Linked DNA regions of Mus musculus: region 1 is linked to region 2. A link is a loop called in an ENCODE intact Hi-C map of the cell type or tissue named here. Cell type or tissue: left cerebral cortex. All regions are shown on one strand. Each heading gives the region's core, and the rest is flanking DNA. Links, peaks and the distances in the headings are about the cores only.

Region 1 (3,154 bases), core at 259-2,758, 200 kb before region 2:
CTTTAAGGCCATGGGAAAGAATCTAAACGACATAACCACAGAGGCCATAGAAGCCTACATGGTCCTTTGTAGAAACAGTTCGCTGCAGAAATAGTTCGTTGTGAGACTTGGCCTTAAAACTTGGAATCGTGAGGAGATACATGTGCCTTTCAGTCCAATGACTGCTGCATTAATTAGCCAGGGTGACCTTGGGGACATCAAGGACAGAGAGTTAAAATGTCTCAATAAGAAAAGGCATGGATAGGAAAAGAAGGGATCTATAGAAAACGAGCAATGATGATGGGTTTATTTTACAGGAGGAAGGTTTGTATATGATGTAGAAACAAATAGCATTAGAAGAAGAGTATATGAGACCCCAGAATTGCCAGGATAGGAAACAAAGGTTAGAGAATTAAAACATGATGTACAAGCGTATAAAACATGAGTATTTTGTCCTCCTAGTTTCTTGAAGGATTGAAGACGACAGTTCCTAGAGAGATATTAGAGAAAGCCTGCTGCTTTACTTACATAAAATTTAAAACTTTGTAAGAACTTATTTAAACCCTAGTAGTCTGTCACCTTTCTGTTCTTACATGAAAACAGTTACTGCTGTTAAAGACTGCTGTCTGCTGTACCAGGAAACCGCAAGAGCTGTGCCCAGTTACCTGTGAAGAACAGGCTGTGTAAAAACCATAGAGAAACATGCTTTTGCTCTGTGTTTAGTTTCTGTTTTAAGGAAGCAGGAATTGGAACTAATGACCTGGGATTTATAGAAATATTATATAAATTTAAGGATTTCAAAAAATATTAACAATAGTGAAACCCTTGATGGTGTAGCTTTAGTAAATAAGAGACTGGATGCAGGCTCTCTGGTCAGGAGAAGGAAAAGGAATGAGAAGAAGGAAGAATGGTGAGACTGGGGTCTTCATGACTGTGCAGAATACCATCTCTCCACTTCCCTGGCTTCATTCTTCAGGTCCTGTGTTTAGATCTCTATAAAGGGGACTCTAATGCACCCATCTAAGTATGAAGCCCCATCTCTGGGCCAACTGCAGTGGCCTGGCCAGGCAGCCTAGAGGACAAGCAGCCACAAGACGCAAGTGCAACAGGGGTTGGGCAGTTTCCTGTGGGCAGGGAAAGAAACCGTGGGGAAAACATGAGTCCATATGGGTTGGTGGGTATTTTCACAGCTGATTGCTTGTCAGTCTGCAAATATGAATCTCGCCTTCTTCCACATCCTGCTTCAAATCCCACTTGTGTCGGGGATCTTCTGAGCCTCCTGGTGCTTTTATGAGTGACGCTACTTCTTCAGCAGGCAAGAAAATGCCACTACCCACCTCTCTTCTGGATCGAGTTCCCCTTTCACCCTAGACGGCCACTAGGTGGCGACAGACCTCACTAACCAGAGCTGTAAGATAACCAGCCTGAGTGCACAGACACACTCAAGACAGCTGAGCTGGCCCGTGCATGAGAAGAAGCTACAGACAGGAATTTCCACGGTGTTGAAAGACACTGGCGCAGGGACCAAGAAGGGAGGACCTGAGGGAACAGCAGGAGGCCTTAGGGAGGGTGGGCATGCCTTTGGAGAACATTTAGACGAGTTTTGAAGGCAGGTTATAGTATTTCGTTTACCGGGATTCTAGTGTTTGGGAAGAAGTCTTCAGGAAACATATTTAGGGGTGTTGTGTGAAGTTCTTTCTGGGGAGATACAAACACCTGCTCCCCCCCATGCCCGAACAAGGCAGCAACAAGCCCAGCTTAGGTTGGCCTGATCCTGCTTATATTCTAATGCTAATATTGGGTCTCCAAGACTGGTTGCCCCAGAGACAGAGAGTCTGCCCTTAAAAGCTAAGTGACCTTGCCCAAGTTATTTCTAATTAGTAAATAAAGATGCCAACAGCCAATAGCTCAGCAGAAGACACATAGGTGGGGTTTAGGTTTCACTGGCTTGGGATCAGAGGGGGATCACAAGGGGGAAAGAAGGTGAAGGGAGGAGGAAGCCGCCATGGGTTAGGTAAGCCATAAAAACATGGCCCTGAGGGCTGGCCAACTGGAGTTAGGAGCACCCCAGATGAAACGTAGTAAATAGTAAGTAATAATTCAGGGTGAGCGATAGAAAGTAGGCTCTAATAACATAGAGGGTAGTTATCCACCCAGCTCTTGTGCTATTTATTGTAAATATAAAGGTTGTGTGTGTGTGTGTGTGTGTGTGTGTGTGTGTGTGTGTGTGTGTTATCAGGGAACTAAATGGTCAAAGGCAGGATACAAACCCTGGGTTGGAATTAAACAATTTCTACAACAAAAGCGCCATCCCACCAAAATTTATTGCACTTACTTAAACATCATGGATTTGGGATTATTTATAGGACACAGGGAACCCCAAAGCAGCCGCTGTTGTGTTTTATAAAAAGATGAGAGACCAGAGACATGTTTGGTAGAGGCAAGGAATGGTATAGGAGAAGGGGGTGACTCTGTGGGCCCACGCTGAAGCATGGGTCCCCCTGTGGTACCAGCCACAAGCTGGTGTAGTATAGAATAGAGTTTATTCAGAGCATGGGGAGGAGGGTTGAGATGGTAGTAGAGACAAAGAAAGGCAGAGGAGGTGGGGGAGAAGAGGCCAGTCATGAGCACATGGGGGGGGGGGGGTGATGGGAAGAGAGAGGGAACAGGAGCAAGGGGACAGAGTAAGAGCAAGAAAAAGAGAGTGAGGAGGGGGCAAGCAGCCCCTTTTATAGTGAGTCAGGCACACCTGGCTGTAGCCAGGTAACTGTGGAGTGGAGTCTAGACTAAATGCCAACAACCATACTTCGGAACATGTTACCCCAACATGATGTTCCCCACAGCTGTATAAATAAAGTCCTTCCCTCCACCTTCCACAGTCCACCCTCTGAGAGCACGAGGTCACTTGCAGTTTGGGCAGAATTAGACACAGTTGACTGGGAAGAACAGGGTACGGTGACAAACTCTCAGGGGACATCGTGAGGAGCCCTCCCCTTGCTCACAGCAGTAGTTACTGTTCTTGGAAGATAACACTCCACCACACAGGTGACTCTGATGCAGTAGTAGTGAATGAGGGGAAGCTGGAGTGGCGGACCATGCGCTCCAGCTGTGCCAACCGTTCCCCTGGATGGTCGTAGGACCATGATAGCTGTGGGGCTGTGGAGCTATGGAGCTT
Region 2 (3,154 bases), core at 195-2,694:
TGGAGAGATAGCTCAGTGGTCAAGAGCACACTCACATAGTGGCTCACATGGAGTCCTTGACTCCAGTGTCAGGGAATCAATGCCCCTTCTGGACTCAAAAGCACTGCATACGTGTGATGCACTTACATACATGCAAGCGAAACTCTCACATAACAAATAGTTTTTTTTAAATGGTTTAAAGGCTACAGATAGCAGGACAGATGAAGAGAACTTTGCAGACAGGTCATTGAGTGTGGGGACATCCATCCCCAGTTAGTAGTCCCCAATCCCTCTTCCAGTACACAGAAAAGTCCTTCTAAACCTTTCTGCATCCAGTCCTTTGGAGAACTGTGTGCAGACTTCATTATACAGGCATGAGTAAAATATGGAAAGTATGTTGGGGCTGGAGATGGCTCAGTGGATAAGAGCACTGGATACTACTATAGAGGGCCTGGGTTCTGTTCCCAGGACCCACGTGGCAGATAACTAATGTCTGTAACTCCAATTCCAGAGCATCCAGCGCTCTCTTCTGGACTCTGCTGGCAATGAAAGCACACAGTGCACAGATACACACGCAGGAAAAACACCCCCCATACATAAACAGAAACCTGAATGTGCAAGAACGGTATGGCCTGTTTAGATTGCTCTGTAGTGTTCCTTGTTCCCACGGACAGAACAGAAGGGGGCTCCCTGTAGCCGGGGATCAGCCGCTCCGGAGCCAGGCACCTGTGAGGATGCTGGGCCGGGGCTGCTCCTCTGTCGCGAAGCGTGGCTTGGGACCTCCCACCCTCCAGAGCTGGTTGCAACCTCGCGATCTGTGAGAAGCTCGGAGGCACCTGGAGGAAGAGAGCTTGCAGCATGGACCGCGCAAGGCCCCGCGCTCGGCCGCTCCCCGCCCCCGGCAGCTACTTACAAACGAGGACAGGGACGGCAGGAGGATGCGCAGCAAGTTACACCCGAACACGAAGCTCAACACCAGCAGCCACGCCCAGCGGTCCGTCTCGGACGCGCTCATGCTGGATCCCAGGCACCTGCACCGCTACGACAGCGCCATGGTGACCGCGCCTCCGCGCTCGCCTACGCCTGCGCACTGCAGCCCTGCTCCGCTACGGCAGCGCCTGGGAGCAGCGTCGTCAACTGCGCCTGCGCACTGCAGTCCTGTTCCGCTATGGCAGCACCAGGGAGACGGCGTCGTCAACTGCGCCTGCGCCGGCGCGCCACGGCTAGGGCTACACGTCGGGCCGCGGTGCACGCACGCTACACCTCCTCTAGGGGGCAGCATGGGATGTTACTTAGCAGCCATTTTCGCCTTTCGCCTTCCCGGCTTCCGTAGCCGGGTGATAGCCCACTTCGGGAGGCTAAACAGGTTTTGGCAAACTGTGATTGCTTGTAGTAACCGAAAACTATTTACGTTCTTACTGAGTTAACTAACGCACTTTTATTCTTTTTTATGTATATGAATTTTTTTTAAAGATTTATTTATTTATTGTAAGTACACTGTAGCTGTCCTCAGACACTCCAGAAGAGGGAGTCAGATCTCATTACTGATGGTTGTGAGCCACCATGTGGTTGCTGGGATTTGAACTCCTGACCTTCGGAAGAGCAGTCGGGTGCTCTTACCCACTGAGCCATCTCACCAGCCCTCTCACTTTTATTCTTAAATAAATTTATTTTAGGATAAGCCTCTGCATGAATAGAAAGTTACTTTATCATAGATGGTAACTGAAACTGTTTCCTAAACCGTTGTCGCATGTAAAATGGTTCGACTACATTTTAAAACTAAGCACTAATAAACACGAACAATGTAGAAAATCGTCACCCTAAAAGATAAGTTTATTCATCAAAAGACATCACATAGTGACTGGTAGAGACTTGCCAAGCATGTGGGAAGTCTTAGGTACCAGCCATGCTCAGCACGCACAAAGAAAAAGTTTACAGTGAGCTTTTAATAAAATTATCTAAATTTAGGCAATGATGAGTATTCATAACAAAAGAACCGCGGCTCACTTGTATATGGGGAATAAAGTGGAAGATAGTTGGCTGTCTTTTCTGCCACGTTAGTCAGAGAACGGGTTACTTCTAGAAACACTGCCTGTGTTTCTACCAGCAGCGGTGGGATGAATTATCTCAACGAAAGGGCACGCTGACTAGGAGACTGCCACTCCATAACCTTCCCTTCCAACTGGACTGTAGACAGACTGCCAGGTGCTCTCTCTCCACGCTGAGGTTTTAGATAGATTAAGGAAGAGCAGCCTCGTGAGAAATTATGGCAGTGTGTCTAAGTCTCCCTCCCCACAAACCCACCTTGACACATACACACACACACACACACACACACACACACACACACACACACACCTGCTTGCTCTTCAATCCCAAATCTCTGCTTTTTAGAATGAAAAGGAAATTATCAACCAAGGTCCCCACTGTACAGGAGGACCACTCTGTTCTTGGTGAGGCGAGATACTAAAAAAATTTCTGGTGAATAGCCTATAACATACATGCAGCTGGGGTGGTGTGATGGTTTGTATGTGCTCAGCCCAGAGAGTGCCACTATTAGAAGATGGGCCCCTGTTGGAGTAAGTGTGTCACTGTGGGTGTGGGCTTTAAGACCCTCATCCTAGCTGCCTGGAAGCCAGTATTCTGCTAGCAGTCTTCAGATGAAGATGTAGAACTCTCAGCTCCATCTGCATTATGCCTGCCTGGAGGCTTCCATACTCCCTCCTTGATGATAGTGTCCTGAAACTCTGGACCTGTAAACCAGCCCCAGTTAAATGTTGTCCTTATAAGAGTTGCCTTGGTCATCGTGTTTGTTCACAGCAGTAAAACCTAACAAGACAGGTGTCTAGGAGAAGCTCTTCCTGGCTCTCAGGGGCATCTCAGTTTGACAGCTCCTAATTCCTGTTGAGCACTCTCAAAAACAGTTCTCAGCTGAAGACTGAGTTCTAACATGTATAAAGAAAGTGTGAAGGGCTGGTGAGAGATGGCTCAGCAGTTAAGAGCACTGACTGTTCTTCTGAAGGACCTGAGTTCAAATTCCAGCAACCACATGGTGGCTCACAGCCATCCATAATGAGATCTGATGCCCTCTTCTGGGGTGTCTGAAGACAGCTATAGTGTACTTACATATAATAAATAAATAAACAAACAAATCTAAAAAAAAGGAAAGTGTGAA

The links. Peaks named below come from ENCODE experiments on the same cell type or tissue, not always from the same donor. Only the 100,000 strongest peaks of a DNase experiment are listed, where the experiment ranks them.
Region 1: it touches region 2 in a loop (3-fold over the local background); 10 of 42 quality-filtered maps call a loop at or near these places.

Annotation. Positions count from the first base shown.
Region 1 is chr16:96,343,541-96,346,694 of GRCm38, reverse strand. No RefSeq gene overlaps it. Among named protein-coding and RNA genes, the nearest start is that of Gm41510, 7.0 kb to the left of the region's middle. In left cerebral cortex, for the core only: a CTCF peak has its summit at 1,355 (motif pointing right); a DNase peak (open chromatin) is centred at 1,369.
Region 2 is chr16:96,143,317-96,146,470 of GRCm38, reverse strand. It overlaps Get1 (guided entry of tail-anchored proteins factor 1), which reads right to left and starts at 1,071. Exons shown (of 5, transcript NM_207301.3): 1 at 893-1,071. The coding sequence starts at 994. In left cerebral cortex, for the core only: a CTCF peak has its summit at 1,247 (motif pointing right); DNase peaks (open chromatin) are centred at 497 and 1,177; H3K4me3 peaks cover 1,839 bases; H3K27ac peaks cover 500 bases.